Regions from separate parts of the Homo sapiens genome. Here region 2 is linked to region 1. Evidence: read pairs that join two places in POLR2A ChIA-PET (ENCODE). Cell type or tissue: PC-3. All regions are shown on one strand. Links, peaks and the distances in the headings refer to the core of each region. The heading gives the core; the rest is flanking DNA. Region 1 has its middle 38 kb from the start of SDHD. Region 2 overlaps PLET1 (placenta expressed transcript 1).

The links. ChIA-PET counts read pairs that join two places held together with the same protein. Peaks named below come from ENCODE experiments on the same cell type or tissue, not always from the same donor. Only the 100,000 strongest peaks of a DNase experiment are listed, where the experiment ranks them.
Region 2: POLR2A ChIA-PET joins it to region 1 with 6 read pairs; 3 of 35 experiments call an interaction of 5 or more read pairs at or near these places.

The regions. Positions count from the first base shown.
Region 1 is chr11:112,120,726-112,129,220 of GRCh38, reverse strand. No RefSeq gene overlaps it. Among named protein-coding and RNA genes, the nearest start is that of SDHD, 38 kb to the right of the region's middle. In PC-3, for the core only: no CTCF peak of the experiment used is centred there; no DNase peak of the experiment used is centred there.
Region 2 is chr11:112,244,825-112,253,319 of GRCh38, reverse strand. PLET1 (placenta expressed transcript 1) reads left to right here. Exons shown (of 4, transcript NM_001145024.1): 3 at 911-972; 4 at 4,346-5,167. The coding sequence ends at 4,521. Among named protein-coding and RNA genes, the nearest start is that of PLET1, 12 kb to the left of the region's middle. In PC-3, for the core only: no CTCF peak of the experiment used is centred there; DNase peaks (open chromatin) are centred at 4,919 and 5,919; H3K4me3 peaks cover 894 bases; H3K27ac peaks cover 2,416 bases.

The DNA of each region.
Region 1 (8,495 bases), core at 1,270-6,269:
TAAATTCTGAGGCTTAATGCTTTCTGGCAGACAAAGCAAGTCAGTTGATGAAATGCACAAACTTCCAAGCTCTCTGAAGTTCTGAGGACTCCAGTCAACAGCCTCAGCTCTCTGAGCTGAGAGCCAGAGGGCAACATCTGTGGCTTAGGATTTTGCCTGTCACTTAGCAGTGGCTGGTAGCCTGGGCATCTTACGTGGTTAAATATTTACTGTGAAGAAAGAACTCCAACAGCTGCTGCACCCAGCCCCCGAGGAGGGCTGTGTGGATGGAGCACAGTGTTCAGAACCACACAGGGGCCCTCCCTCTCAGCATGCCTTTCCCACCTGGATAACACCTCACACCCTCACTTCCCAGCATCCAAAAAGGCTCCACCCTTCTCTCCTGGCACCCTGACAGGGATGGTTACACCCAAGCAAGGGGTCATAAAGCCCCTCCATATTAAATGCCTTTTATACGACATTATTTCCTGTAACTATACAGATATCCATAAATCAAGCTCCTAATGCAAAGGCTCCAAAGGCTAGAGAGTCTATGGGAGTGCCCATAAATTGCTTAAGGAAGGAATAACAATTTGAAGTGTCAGGGACAAAGCAGAATCTCCTCATTCATCTAAGTAGTGATTCACCCTGGGCTGCCTGCCAAAGTCACAGGCTTCAGCAGCCAGTGGTTCCATGAAAATATGAGCCTGGTTTCCTGGTGTCTTCCCATCTCTGCCATCTGACAATCCACCTTGGGTCTGCCACCTTGTCTTCTCACTCCACCACTCTCCAGCTAGCCCATCAGGGTTGGAAGCCATGCATTGAATCTTGAAGCTCACATGTTATTTTCACCCTTAGGTAGAAGAAGACAAACTAATTTTTTTTTCTTTTTTTTTTTTTAGACCGAGTGTCTCGTGGTGTGGCCCAGGTTAGAGTGCAGTGGTACAGTCTGGGCTCACTGCAACCTCCACCTCTGGGGTTCAAGCGATTCTCCTGCCTCAGCCTCTGGGGTAGCTGGGACTACAGGCACATGCCACCAAACCCCTCTAATTTTTTGTATTTTTAGTAGAGATGGGGTTTTGCCATGTTTGCCAGGCTGGTCTCAAACTCCTGAGCTCAAAGTGATCCACCCACCTTGGCCTCCCAAAGCACTGGGATTATAGGCATGAGCCATCACACCCGACCCCAATTTAACAAGAAGTATTAAAATGCCTTTCATGCATCTGACAAATATTTATTGAGCACCTACTATAAGCCAAGCTCTTTTCAAGGCACTAAGTATTCAGAAAATAACAGAGAAAGATCCCTGTTCCCAAGGAACTTACATTCTAGTAGGGGGAAAATGACATGTAGACAGAATGTTTTAAAGATCCAAAAATCAGATAACACAAAATGCTATCTGAAAAATTAAGAACCTCAGTGAAGGCTGCGCGTGGTGGCTTATGCCTGTAATCCCAGCACTTTGGGAGGCCGAGGCGGGTGGATCACGTGGTCAGGAGTTCGAGACCCGCCTGGCCAACACAGTGAAACCTGTCTCTACTAAAAATACAAAAATTAGCCAGGCGTAGTGGCAGGCACCTGTAATCCCAACTACTCAGGAGGCTGAGGCAGAAGAATTGCTTGAACCCAGGAAGCAGACATTGCAGTGAGCCGAGTTCGCACCACTGCACTCCAACCTGGGTGACAGAGTGAGACTCCATCTCAAAAACAAAAACAAAACAAAACAAAAACAAAAAAGAACCTCTATGAAGAGGTGATGGTTAAACTAAGATGTGAAAGCCAAGACAAGATCTCCCATGCCAAGATTATGAGGATGAGCATTCTCGGCACAGAGAATAGCTGGTGCAAAGGTCCTGAGGCTGGAGCAAGCTTGGAGTGTAGGAAGCAGAGAAAATGGCTCCTGTGGCCAGGGGAGATTTGGCAGAAGGGAGAGTGGCCATAAATGAGGTGGGAGAGGCAGTTGTGGTTTGGTCAGAGTCTTTGTGGACTCAAGAATGGGGTATGGATTTTATCTAAATGCCAACACAGGGCTTTAAGTTGGGGGAATTATGCAATCTGATTTATGTTTCTGAAAGATTATTCTGGCCACTGGGAAGAGAATGGATTTGAGTTGGGCAAAGGTGGAAGCAGAGAGACCAGTTAGGAGGCAGTGTGCTAGCCTAGATGAGGGATAACAACACCGGACCAGATGTAGCAGTGCACGAGGAGAGAGCTCTCTGATTCCGATACTTTTTGGAGAGTCAGCAGGAATCGCCAATAGATTGGATGTGAGGGTAAGGGTAGGGAGGAATGCAGGATGACTCCTGGTTTAGGTCTGACATCACCTGGCCTATCCAACCTTACTTGCCAAGCAAGCTGAATTCCTGAAGAGTAGAGTCCATTTACCATCTGCTTTCTCTACAAAACCATGACCCTCATTGGCAATGGAGTTTTCCATATTCAGAATCACATAGGGACAGACATCTTTAAGAAGGTCTCCGTTGGGCACGGCAGCTCACACCTCTAATCCCAGCACTTTGGGAGGCCGAGGCAGGCAGAATTCGAGGTCAGGAGTTCGAGACCAGCCTGGCCAACATGGTGAAACCCCATCTCTACTAAAAATACAAAAATTAGCTGGGCTTGGTGGCGCATGCCTGTAGTCCCAGCTACTCGGGAGGTTGAGGCACGAGAATCACTTGAACCTGGGAGGTGGAGGTTACAGTGAGCTGAGATCACACCACTGCACTCCAGCCTGGGAGGCAGAATAAAACTGTCTCGAAAAAAAAAAAAAAAGTGTCCAGACAGGCCTGGTAGTATCAAATCTCACATTTAAAACAATGAGTACGAAGGAAATGCACCTTCAGTCTCTAAAGCAACTAAAAGATAAATCTATTGGATGCATATTCATAACATACACAACCCACACACATGCTTGCTGCTTTAAAAATTAGTTGAGATCAAAAATTAAATTGCAGCTCATAGTTTTCTAAGTCCTTTCATGGCTTCTATAGAATTCAACATACAGAATAGGTCTTGTTTATAATCACAATGCTCCAATTAAAAAAAAAAGAGGCTATTATCCTTGTTATACAGAAGGGTATACTGAGGTGCAGAGGAAAAAATAAACAGAGGTTCAGGAAGTGAAATGCTTTGCCCGAAGATCACCCAGCTAGTCTCTGGTAGTGCCAGAGCTCCCAGCCCCTTAGTCTTTCCACCACGACATATAATTTTCCAATAAACCACTATACTATTGGGTATCTGTGGGCCCCAAGGAGACAAGAAAGATAATTTCAAAATAAGGAGACTAATTGAGACCTTAGCAGAAGCATAAAGCCAGTATCCATTGGCATGCCAAGGAGACAGCAAGCAGGATCCCTGCCCTCAAGACTTTTAGAATCAGAGGCCAGGTGCAGTGACTCACGCCTGTAATCCCAGCACTTTGGAAGGCCAAGGGAGGATCCCTTGAGTTTAGGAGTTGGAGATCACCTGGGCAACATAGCAAGATCTCATCTCCACTAAAAATTTAAATTAAAAAAATTAGCTGGGCATGGTGGCGCCTGCCTTTAGCTACTCAGGAGGCTGAGGCGGGAGGATTACTTGAACCTGGGAGATCAAGGCTGCAGTCAGCTATGATCGCGCCACTGCACTCCAGGCTGGGAAACAGAGTGAAACCCTGTCTCAAAAGAAAAATAGAAATTTAAAGTCAGAGAGTTGGTCATTTGGTTGGTATTATTAAGCACCTACTGTGTGCCAGGCATTGGCATTGTGCCAGGTGCTGGGCATACAAAAATGACCCAGACGTAATACCTGCTTTTAAGGAACTTGAGTATCTATAAGACAGAGAAAAATATATGTATTTTTTAAATGTTAAAAACAAACAAAAAAGATACTATAGACCAGGTCTATAATATGCCAAAATCATCCATCAAGTTACTAAATGAACCTGTTATATCTTGCAACTTTACTGAACTCATTTCTCAGTTCTGTTTTTTGGTGGAATCTTTAGGGGTTTCTATATAAGTTCAGGGGATCTAATGTAAACAAAGTAACTACAGTTAATAATATTGTCCTGTTTACTTGAAATTTGATGAGAGAACAGATTTTAAGTGTCCTTACCGCCCTCTACCCTGACACACACACAAATGGTAACTATGGTGTGGTGACGGATGTGTTAATTAATTTGATTGTAGTAATCATCAAACAATGTATATCAAATTATCACATTGTATACCTTGAAAATATATAATTATTTGTCAATTAGTTTTTTAATTGGTTGTTTTGTTTTTTTTTAACTTGTCACACTGGTTTTCTGACATCCTGCAGTTGAAGAAAAGCAGTTGCTTGCAGGGTAGACTTCAGATAGAGGAAATAAAAAATTTTAAAAAGAAAATAATTTTAAAAAGAAAAGAAATTTCTTAATTATTTTTACCTATACCAGTAATCCTAATAATTATTGCAATTACTCATGGCTTTACAGACATAATTATTTATGCAAACATTACCTGTCAGACACAGCAACAGCACACTAAAGACAAAAAATGTTTATTAATAATGATAGTAAACAGAGGAGCTAAGCCAGCTTGAGTTAATCAGTGAATTCTTCCTAGAATAGATAATTTTAAGTCACACTTAAGGTAAGAAACTTGTTTAGGTAGAGAAAAAGAAAATAATTACTACCTATTGTCGACTTCTCAAAGTGTCTTTACACGCCTCCCGGGTTTAAGCGATTCTCCTGCCTCAGCCTCCTGAGTAGCTGGGACTACAGGCGCCCGCCACCACACCCAGCTAATTTTTGTATTTTTAGTAGAGACAGGGTTTTTCACCATATTGGCCAGGCTGGTCTGGATCTCTTGACCTCGTGATCCACCCGCCTCAGCCTCCCAAAGTGCTATGATTACAGGCTTGAGCCACCATGCCCAGCCCACATATGTTATTAATCTTTTTTTACAGTAAGAAGAATACTTAGCTGGGCACGGTGGTGTACACCTGTCATCCCAGCTTCTCAAGAGACTAAGGCAGGAGGATCACCTGAGCCCAGGAGTTCGAGGCTGCAATGAGCTATGATCGTGCCCCCACACTCCAGCCCGGGCAACAGAGTAAGACTCTGTCTCTAAAAAGAAAGAAAGAAGATTGTAGGAGAACTTTTATGCTTTAGTGGAAAATTATATTATGCATGGTCTTGAGGAGGCCCCTCTAATTATCTGACTCCAATTCTGCTGAAGCTATTTTACTATTCTTTAAGTTGTATAGAACTGATAACAATCCAAAATAATTCTTGTCTATAGACATGCAGTTCTCTCCTGTGTAGTGGAAGAGCCATTGACTTCCCTCCTTCCTTCTGAAAACCAGTTTTGCCTCCATCCCATTTATTTCAATATTTCTTCTCTATAAATGTGTCTGTTCTTCAGATTATCTTCTGAACTGGTTGCAACAGCTTCCTGATTCTCTCATAGATTAAGTGAATAGAATAAAATCTTTAACGTGTTCATTTTTACATCTGTTTGAGAATCGTGACTTTATCTTATTTTAAGAGTGGTCTTTTAATAGGATAAAAGAGAGACAGGCAATATAGGAAAATTGGATAAAATGAGGGGGAGAGGAAGAGACAAAAGGAAAAAAAGGCCATTTTCTTGTAAAGTCTGACAAAATAAATTTGTTAAAAGTCAGGTCTTCTGAAGGATTCAAGTCAATATAAATTTTCCTTTTTTCACATATTGTTGAGTTGTGGCATTAGTGTAATTGGGGAAATATACTTAAAAATAAACTTTTCTCTCAACCCAGTAAATCTCTCCACAAAGGAAGAGAAAGAAAACACACTTATTATTGAATAAGCATTAAACCAGAAAGTGATGCACATCCCAAGCAATTCACTAAAAGATTGCAAAGGCAGAAATAAATCTCACCCTTTCATACAGCCAGACAGACGCAATCCATTACACACGTGTTCTCAAGATAAACAATCATCAGTCCAAGGAAGAGGACTTGACAGCGCCATTCATAACACATCGTTCATCCTAAATTCACCTGGTAACAGGGGTGACCACCTGTGTTAGTCACTTGGTTTAATACAAAGGAAAAAGAAACTTCTGCTATCTTCTTGGCAGCAGGGAGTTTTGCCACTGGGTGCCAGGCACCTGCCGAAGCTAGGCTCCTACACTCTCACAAAAACTGCGACACAGGGAAATGATTTTCCCTGGAAGTTTACATTCAGAAGAGATGGCTCCTGGGTCCTTGAGAAAGACATTCCTGGGTTGTAAAGCTAGCAAAATTCGTATTTAAATTTTACAAGGATTTTATGTATTCTGAAGAGAACTTACACGTTTTCTAAAGTAAATACTCTAAGAAAAGGGACCAGGGCAGGTCTCATCCCTTATTTTATTTTATTTTATTTTATTTATCTATTTATTTATTTTTTATTTTTATTTTTTTTGAGATGGGGTCTCATTTTGTCGCCCAGGTTGGAGTGCAGTGGCGCCATCTGGGCTCACTACAACCTCTTCCGCCCAGGTTTAAGCAATTCTCTGCCTCAGCCTCCCGAGTAGCTGGAAGTACAGGCGCCTGCCACCACATCCAGCTAATTTTTTTTTTTTTTTTTGTATTTTTAGTAGAGACAGGGTTTCACCATCTTGGCCAGGCTGGTCTTGAACTCCTTGACTTTGTGATCCATCCCCCTCGGCTTCCCAAAGTGCTGGGATTACAGGCGTGAGCCACCATGCCTGGCATCCTTTATTTTTAACAGGAAGAATTGAGCTTCTTATTTTTGCCTTACATGTGTGAATCATTACTGAGGTTATTATAATATCCAACTGCACACACCCTCACCTCCCAACCTTTAATGCTCAGCGCCCACACACAAGTCCAGTTTCATCTCCAAAGGCATGCAGTTTCATCCCCCTTAGGCTTGCAGGCTCCTTTGTGAGTCTAAGTGTCAGAAGACGGGGAAAGAGAGGCTCAAGCTTGTTTGGCATTTGAGGCCAAAAGATGACCCCATCACCACCAGACTGGTTGTTCCTGGAAGGGTCACTGTAGGAGCTAGGGTCACAGATGTCCCAAGAAGGTCTAAGGGGCTTTCCACTTGCTGCAACAGTCTAGACTAAAGAGTTCCTTGAAAAAAAAACAAGCTCATGTCTCACCGTTAGTTCAGTCAGGGGTTCTCAAGACAACAGCTCTGTGGACATAGTTACTTTCTCAGGAGGTAAGTCTGCCCCAAGACAGCTGGGTAAGGCCAGCTTCCAGCACCAGCCATTTCACATGCCAAAAGCTGTGCCCTTCTCCTGCTGCCTTCGCCAGTGCAGGGGCCGTCAAGCTGGTTTCATCTCCAGCCATTGTGGTAATTTTATGGCAGGAAACTGGAACTCCTGGCCTTATCTGCCCCCAAGTCTAGAACTGGACCGTGCAGTTTCCTTCCAATGAAGGTGCCCTAACCTTGACGCTGAGAGTGGTAAGAGATTGGACTCTTAGAGCTTGTCCTTTCGAGAGGTTCTTGAGTCCTTTATACAAAATTTTGACCTCTTCTTTAAAGCTATGGACATTGAAGAAATTGGAAGGAAGGGAGGTACAGTTATATTCTTTCCCTAGGGCATTATAGGAAAAAAGTCACAATTCCATAGCAAAAAAAGCCAATTGAGTGATTTCCTTGAGTAATTTTTACTGTAAGTGATTTGCTGCCTCTGCTTAAAAGTCAAGAAGTAGCATCTTCTTTAAGTTCTGCCTCACCAGGCTTCCAGCTACACTTAAAATTAATTAGCTAAGAATGTAGGAAATCATCTTTCTGTGTTCTCAATGCCCAAAGTCAGCCTTGAAAGTAAAGTGTACTTCTCCTTTGCAATGACGAAAAGGAGGTATGTTTTAGAAATAGACTTTGACTAACTAGTCCTACTGACATTCTAAAGCAATCAAAATCACAATGCCCTTTTGTTTGTTTGTTTGCTTTTTGAGAGGACAGGACTGCTTCATTCCAAAACACCCATAAATTAAAATTAATTTCAAAACACCTCCAAAATAGAATAGTTTTTGCCATAGTTCTGAGTCATTTTTTAACATCTTTCTTCTTAATTGGATATTATATCCCTAATAATTCATACCTTTTTGTTTTCTGGTTTTTTTTGGGGGGGGGGTTGGTTTGGTTTGGTTTTTGGTTTTTGAGACGGAGTCTCGCTCTGTCGCCCAGGCTGGAGGGCAGTGGCGAGATCTCGGCTCACTGCAAGCTCCGCCTCCTGTGTTCATGCCATTCTCCTGCCTCAGCCTCCCTAGTAGCTGGGACTACAGGCGCATGCCATCACGCCCGGCTAATTTTTTTTTTTTTTGTATTTTTATTAGAGACGGGGTTTCACCGTGGTCTCAATCTCCTGACCTCATGATCCGCCCACCTCGGCCTCCCAAAGTGCTGGGATTACAAGCGTGAGCCACCGCGCCCTGCCAATTCATACCTTTTAAAGCATATAGAAGAGTTTGAAACAAAGTGGATTAACTACCGTGATTTTTTAAACTACAGCTATTACTACAGTACTGCCAGAGTACAATTGATTTAGCTCATC
Region 2 (8,495 bases), core at 2,018-7,017, 120 kb before region 1:
AGGTCCCTACTCATGGAATGTTACAATGAGGTTAGGGAGGCGAGGTTAGGGAGGCAAGGCCTATGTAGAAATAATGACTGAGGTTAATTCCTCAATAAACCATTCCCTGAACTCCCAAATCAAATATGAGCTCCCAGTTGTACACTCTCAGAATTTCTTCCCCTTCATCACAGCGTACATCACAGATCAATTCTTTACCTAGGTAATTGATAATCTGTTTAAAATCTATCCCTCTGAAGAGACTGTAAGTGCCCTGAGGATGAAAACCAGGCCTGTCTTGCTCAACCACTGCCCCCTCAGCACCAGGCACAGTGACTGAAATGAGGTGTCCTTTCATTAATGATCTAACACATGTATGAACAAGGGACTCATATAATGGGTTTATTGATAGGATAACAGACCAAGCGGTACCAGTGCAAACATAAAGCACCTATGATATGTCAGGCACTGTTGACAACAGAACCTGCCTTATAAAGTCGGTCCTCCCATGGGGACAGAGGCTCCTAGCAAGTCAGTGCAACAGAGCATCATGCCTAGCTTAGTGACAATAGGGAGAAACAACTTCATAGAGGTTACCATTGAGTCTATGAGCAGATGTGACCAGGACAGGTATTATAGGCAGAGGGACTGGCTTGAACAAAGACCAGAGGTATGTGTACCAGCCTGTGGGCAGTCAGGGTGGTGATGTTGGTAGGGGCGTTGGAATGGGAGAGGCTGTGTGGAAGTTGACCAAGATCGTGGAGGATCTTATCAATCAAAAGCAGACCAGTATTTAATGATCTGCTCATTGTGCCATACAGAAAGTAAGCACAAAAGGAATTAAGCGGCGGGGAAGTCCGAAATGTGAGCTGAACTTGTGAATTCCGCATGAGGTCCTCAGCATTATCTCTCATTGATTTGCCCTCCACAGAGCTTTCACTGTCCAGATCAGAGCGCTGCCTATACTTTCTACTCTGAAGCTAAGAGAAAAACGTGAGTTCCTTTGCAGCCCATTTGCAAGTCTTGCAATGAACTCAGTCAGCCTGGAAAATTACCTTGTGGGTTCCCTAGAAAAGAGGGTCTTCTTACCACGCATCACTCAGCTATCTATCAGTTGAGTCTCCCTGCACCTTGAGACCTATAGAATATTTGCCCAACCCGTTGTCCCATGTCCTTTAGAAAACAAAAGCCCTCCCCCAAGATTTCTGCAAATTCCCAGGGTCTTTATATTCTCAGGGTCATCTGTGGCTCCAAATGCCGCTTCCATAGGAGCTGTTTCTGTTCAATACCACATAGACACAATGTGAAAACATCTTCCTCAATTTCCACAAATAATTCCCACTCACACAAAGCCTTAATGGATACAGTAGACTTTAACCAAAGGGTTTTAAAGGGATTGGGGGTGGAGGCTGGGGAGTTGCACAAAGAAGGATTGATATCATAGAAATAGCAATGTCTTTAGTTCTTACAGTGGCCTGTGGCCACCACCACTCTACTAGGAATTTCCACAGCTTTTCACAGGCTGTCGCCCCCAGCTTCGCACCTCCCTGAGGTTCCTCGCCCATCTTCTTCCCCATTCCCTTTCTTTTCTCTTACCTCCCTCTAAGGAGCTATATATAACAAATTTAAGGCTGGGTGCAGTGGCTCACACCTGTAATCCCAACACTTTGGGAGGCCAAGGCGGAAGGATCCCTTGAACCCAGGAGCTCAAGACCAACCTGGGCAACACAGTGAGACTTTGTCTCTATTTAATTTTTCTTTTAATTGAGATGGAGTCTCGCTCTGTTGCCCAGGCTGGAGTGCAGTAGTGCGATCTCAGCTCACTGCAACTTCTGCCTCCCGGGTTCTCCTGCCTCAGCCTCCCAAGTAGCTGGGATTGCAGGAATGAGCCACCATGCCTGGCTAATTTTTATATTTTTAGTGGAAATGGGGTTTCACCATGTTGGCCAGGCTGGTCTTGAACTCCTGACCTCAAGCGATCCACCCACCTCAGCCTCCCAAAGCACTGGGATTACATGCGTGAGCCACCACGCCCAGCCTAATTTTTTTTTTTTTTTAATTTACAAAAAGGTTCAAGAAAGGAGATTCAGAAAAATAGGTAACTTGTCTAAGGCCACACAGAAAGTAAATGGCCAAAAGAAGACTCCTATTCCATATCATATTTTTCCACTTTTCTTAGACTTACATCAAAACTATAAAAATACATTGTTTTTGAATGACTTTTTTAAATACAAGATTCAACCAAGAACAAGAAACATTAGCCTTTCTCACTGTCCAACAACAGGTGGTCCTCACGAGCCCCCAGACACTGAAAGACACCTAGCATGCTGCCTATTTTCCCGCCAGTTACGCATTGCAAAATGTGTTCAAAGGGAGAATTATATTCAACAACAAATTGTAAAGTGATTATGCCTAATGAAACTATTATATGAATGTCTTAACTATTTCCTTGGTGGATTTCCCTCTGCAAGAAAACAGAGAGTAGTTTTTTCCTCAAGGCCATTGCCAAGATGAACCCTTGTGTAAATGTTACTGGAAAAGGGGGGTCTTGATATCAGATCCCGATAGAGCGTTTTTGGATCTCACACAGGAAGGAATTCAAGGTGAGTGGCAGCCTGTAGTGAAAAGAGATAGTTTACTGAAAGCTACTCTATTACAGAGTAGGGTGTCCTCAGAAAGCAGGTGGAGGAACACACTGTCTTTAAGTTTTTCTTGTATAGGGGCCTTGTCTATGTAAAGACTAAACTAAGCTGTGCCTGTGTGTGGGTGGGCTGACAGCATGACAAAATTTATTACTTTATTGATGTAAAGAAAACTATCCCTGACATTTTAGTGTGTAAGTCCATCAAAGCGTAACTATAATTATCTTGAAAGCATATATTGTCAAGGGTATTGGGACATCTGGACTTTCCGCTGTTACAGGAGTGTGTCCTTGTTGGTATCTTCAGTCTGTTTCCTCAACTGTAAACATCTTAGGACCATGGGCTGTGACTGGCAAGGAATGTGCTTGCTAGTTGCAAGATGTAGTTGACTTTTAAATGGTGTCACTCTGACTCTCCTAGGCTCCTGCTTCCCTGACATAAATGCCAAAAAGGAAAAAAAAAAAAAAAAAAAAAAAAAGGTTTGTTTCTAGTCAGGACTCGTTAGCTCCAGGCTAACAAAATCCAGTTAAAAAAAAAAGAAAAAGAAAGTAGTTGCATTCCAACTGTCTGGGTTAGTGGGATGCCAGAGAAACATTTGGCCTGGGGAAGTGCTAAAGATTAGACAATGCTACCTTACTGGAAGGCACCCTCCAGGCGGGAAGAAGACTCCACAGGCCTGAGTCGACTCCTGGACATTCCCCTTCTTCCTTTTCCTTTTTTTTTTTTTTTTTTTTTAATTTTTGAGACAGAGTCTCACTTTCTCACCCAGACTGGAATGCAGTAGCGCAACCTCCGTTCACTGCAACCTCCACCTCCCGGGTTCAAGTGATTCTCCTGCCTCAGCCCCCTGAGTAGCTGGGATTACAGGCCCCTGCCACCACACCGGGCTAATTTTTGTATTTTTAGTAGAGACAGGGTTTCACCATGTTGGCCAGGCTGGTCTCGAACCCCTGACCTCAAGTGATCCACTCACCTCAGCCTCCCAAAGTGCTGGGATTACAGACATCTGGTCTCTTCCTCTTCCTTACAGACCTCCCTACAGTCCACTCAGAGTCTTGGAGGTATTCCCGCCAACCTCCAGTTTGTCCAGGATCAGACAACCCCTCAGGACTATGGGCCTAGCTTTCTGTGCTTCTCTGCAAGTTAACCTCAGAGAACCAATGTGTGATCAGGTCCCTTCATATAAAACTGACCAGTGCCTCAGAAATCACAGAAACAGAGTCGGGGCTTTGGACTGGGCACCTTTCCATTAACTTTAAAGCAGGGATGGCCGTCCTCAGGTCTGGATTGGATCTGGTTCTTACAAGCCCTTGAAATTCACAAGAAGAAAATAACATTGTGTCATTCTGGATCATATTTGCACTGATTAACCTAATCTATTAAAGACAAGATTACATTCAGGAGGAGACTACCCACCCCAACAACAAATGCAGCAGTTGTATAAATTCAATAGGTCTCCACCTCATCTCATAGAACTATGCAGACCTTAAGGGTAGAAAGTGTTTCTTCCTTATTTTTGTTACTTAACCCTGTGTGTTTAACCCCCAGCTTTTCCCCTCCTCTGAAAACACTTGGCACTGGAGAAGGGTTGATTGAATTTTGCTCATGAATCTGGCTCTAGCATTCCATCAGATTACCCTCCTTTCTCGAGTGCCCACCCACCACCCAACGGAGGTTCCGATGCCATTTTCCAGTGCCAACCGCACCCTCAACCACCTTTCCAGTGTCAACCTTAGCCTTAGCTGCCAAGATTCCCCAGAGCTCAGCCTTCAAGCCTTTCTTCATGATTACACCCAAGAGTATCAGACTCGAAGGCTTGGCCAACCAAGTCTTCAGCAGCCCCATCACAGAGGCCATTTATATCCTGCTTGCTTTTCTCACCAGCACACTTCTCTTCTAAAGGGAAGCCAGGGAAACAATTGTTTCTGCCTCCACTGCATCCTCCTACATTCAGTTCCAAGCTAGTGCTGGGAACCGAATGTGTGTAAATGAAGGCTTTACATTCTCAAATGTGCAACTTTGCTGCCACGGCTTCAGACCAAAACAAAGATCTGGAGGCACTCATTGGCAGGCTTGGGTCACATAGATGTTCATCTGGATCTTTCAGGACACATATTACACTTTTTGAAAATATTTAGAACTGGCCGGAACTTAGTCACCTAGGTTCTCCCTATTGGTTGAACAGGTTGGCAGCCAATTCCACAGCCAATCTCAACTTTTGTTCACTGCCAAATGATTCCCCTGCAACCTCTGAGTTTCTGTGGGAAGAATCCTTCCTTACTTTCAAGATGATCTCAGATTTCTAACCAAACCCATTCAGGTTACAAGGAACTTCTGTGACTCATGTGACTCAAGAAAGAAAGGAGAAAGGAGAAATAGCTCTGAGGCTGCTGGCAGCTTCCCATTTGTCCACACCAGTAGATTTTGAAGGGCAAGAGAACAGGAACGAACCATGTCTGAGAAGCCAATATAGAAAAAAACTATGTTATAAAAACATTTTTGTCACAACAAATAAATTATACTTTAAACAAGAATAATGAATGTGTTCCATTCAAATATAAGTCTCTAATGAGTAAGTTAAAACACAGAGAATGTTGTCTAATTGTATTATTTGTGTGTGGGTATTAAAGAACGAATCAAATGGTGAGTGTATGTGTGTTTTCAAGACCAGACTTTGGGGCAAAACTATCTCAATTTTCATTTCCCTCAAGTGAAAACTGGTCATTTTTCCCCTAATAGTAATTTCTGTTAAGAAATGGGCAAAATATATGTGTGTGTGTGTGTGTGTGTGTGTGTGTGTGTGTGTGTGTGTATATATACATATATATATACACACACACCTATATATACACACACATATATACACACGTATTTGTGTATATAGGCAGTGTTGTTATTCCCACAATGCCTCAGAGTCAGCCCTGCCCTTAACTGGCTGAAGGATGTGGGATAACAACACCTATATACACATATATTTGTGTATAGGGACCACTGCAACAGGGTCTTGCAGTGAAGGAGAGAGATTGGACTCAACACCCTATTTATAATATATATAACGCAATGTACAACCAGAAGGAAACATGGTATGTCCAGTAATAAGCTTGTAATAAGCAACAAAGTTTTCTTTTAATAATGATGCTAAATTCCAGGATGCCAACATTCTTTGCTGATCCCTAAAATTGTGCACCTCGTAAGAATTCCGACTCTATTCTTCCCTCCCCACTTAGGACACCTTGATGATATTTATCACTCCCTGGTGTTTGTAACTGAAATGTAATACGTGTCCTATGTAAATACACAATCTGCTTAGTCATATATGCTTGTTTAACTGCCAAAGAGATGGGTTGGCTACGATTCTTTTCAAGCATCCAAAAATACTCACCAGAAGGAACTAAACAACCAATTTTCCTAAGATTATCCATCTACTAATTTGGGGGCTCAGAGAAGTAGCATGCTCCTAATCTCTTCTAAGATGCTGACTCCTAGGTTGACTCCACACCAGCTCTGATTCAAGAACAACAGGTGGCTCCCCAAAAAGGCTGAGCAATTTTATAGGATGAGAAAAAGCCTACGAATGATCATTTACTAAGCATTTACCTTATGCTTCATTAATGTTGCTATGAAAGTACTATAAGATCCTAATTTTTGTATTCCAAAAGTTCCCGCTTTTGTTAACATTTCCACCCTCTCTCCTCAAAAATATATATAAAAGGAATTTTACCACAGTGTAATCCATAAAAACCACACCTTTCTGATCTAGGTAATGGCTATCCCACATTGCTTCAGGCTAATTTATCAATAAATACTTATTGAGCACCATGCTGCCTTTCTTTTGGATATGTACCTAGTGGTAGAATTGCTGGAGCACATGGTAGTTCTATTTTCAGTTTTTTGACAAACCTCCATACTGTTCTCCGTAGTGGCTATACTAATTCACATTCCCACCAACAGTGTATGAGGATTCCCCTTTCTCCACATCCTTTCCAGCATCTGTTAGTGCCTGTCTTTTTGATTCAAGCCATTTTAACTGGGGTGAGATGATATCACATTATGATATTGATTTGCATGTCTCTGATGATTAGTGATACTGAACATTTTTTCTTACACCTGTTGGCAATTCGTATGTCTCCTTTTGAGAAATGTCTGTTCAAATTTTTTGCCCATTACTAAATTGGATTTTTTTTTTACTATTGAGTTGTTTAAGCTCCTTATGTATTCTTATTATTGATCCCTTATCAGGTGAATAGTTTGCAAATATTTTCTCCCATTCTCCCATTCTGTGGATTGTCTATTCACTTTGTTGACTGTTTCCTTTGCTGTACAGAAACTTTTTAGCTTGATGTAATCCCAATTGTCTATTTTTGCTTTGGTTGCCTGTGCTTCTGAGGTCTTATACAAGAAATCTTTGCCCAGACCAACATCTCAAAGTATTTGCCCAATGCTTTCTCCTAGGAGTTTCACAGTTTCAGGTGTTAGGTTCAACTCTTTAATCCATTTTGATTTGATATTTTTGTATAGTGAGAGATGGGGGTCTAGTTTCATTCTTCTGCATAGTTATGCTGTTTTCTCAGCACCATTTTTTTTGAAAAGACTGGACTTTTCCCATTCTAAGTTTTTGGTGCTTTTGTCAAAGATGAGTTGGTTATAAATGCATGAATTTATAACTGGGTTCTCTATTCTGTTCCACTGGTCTATGTGTCTGCTTTTATGCCAGTACCACGCTGTTTTGGTTACTATGCTTTTGTAATAAGTTTTGAAGTCCGGTATTGTGATCCCTCCAGCTTTGTTTTTTGGTTTGGGGGTTTTTGTGTTTCAGGGTATGTTTGTGTGTGTGGTGTGTGTGTGTGTGTGAAGGGTCTCACTCTGTTTTGTGTGTGTGTGTGTGTGTGTGTGTGTGTGTGTGTGTGAAGGGTCTCACTCTGTTGCCCAGGCTGGAGTGCAGTGGTGCACTCATAGCTCACTGCAGGCTCGAACTCCTGGCCTCATGCAGTTCTCCCATTTTGGCCTCCCAAAGTGCTGAGATTACAGGTATAAGCCACTATGCCCAACCCAGCTTTGTTCTTTATGCTCAGGATTGCTTTGCCTATTCAGGGTCTTTTGTGGTTCTATATAAATGTTAGGTTTGTTTTTTTTTTTTCTCTTTTTGTGAAGAATGTCATCGGTATTTTGATAGGGATTGCATTGAATCTGTAAGTAGTTTGTAGTAGTATTGTCATTTTAACAATATTATTCTTCCAATCCATGAGCATGGAATATATTTCCACTTTTTGGTGTCCTCTTCTGTTTCTTTCATCAGAATTTTATTTCCTTGTACAGAACTTTTATTTCTTTGGTTAGATTGATTCCTAGGTATTTTATATTTTTTGCAGCTATTGTAAATGGGATTACTTTCTTGATTTTTCAGATTGTTCACTGTTGGCACATATAAATGCTACTGATTTTTGTATGTTGATTTTGTAACCTGCAACTTTACTGAATTTGTTTTATGTTCTATCAGTTTTTTGGTGGAGTTTTTAGGTCTTTCTAAGTAATAAGATCATGTCCTCTTCAAACAAGGTTAACTTGACTTCTTCCTTTACAATTTGGATGCCCTTTTATTCTTTCTTTGCCTAGTTGCTCTGACCAGGACTTCCAGTATCATGTTGAATAAAAGTGGTAAAAGTGGGCAATTCTTATCTTGTACCAGTCTTTAGAGAAAAGGCCTTCAAATTTTCCCCTTTCGGTCTGATGTTAGCCATGAGTTTGACATAGATGGCCTTTAATAATTTGAGGTATGTTCCTTCTATATCCATTTTGATGAGGGTTTTTATGATAAAGGGATGAATTTTATCAAATACTTTTTGACATCTATTGAAAAAATTATATGGTTTTTGT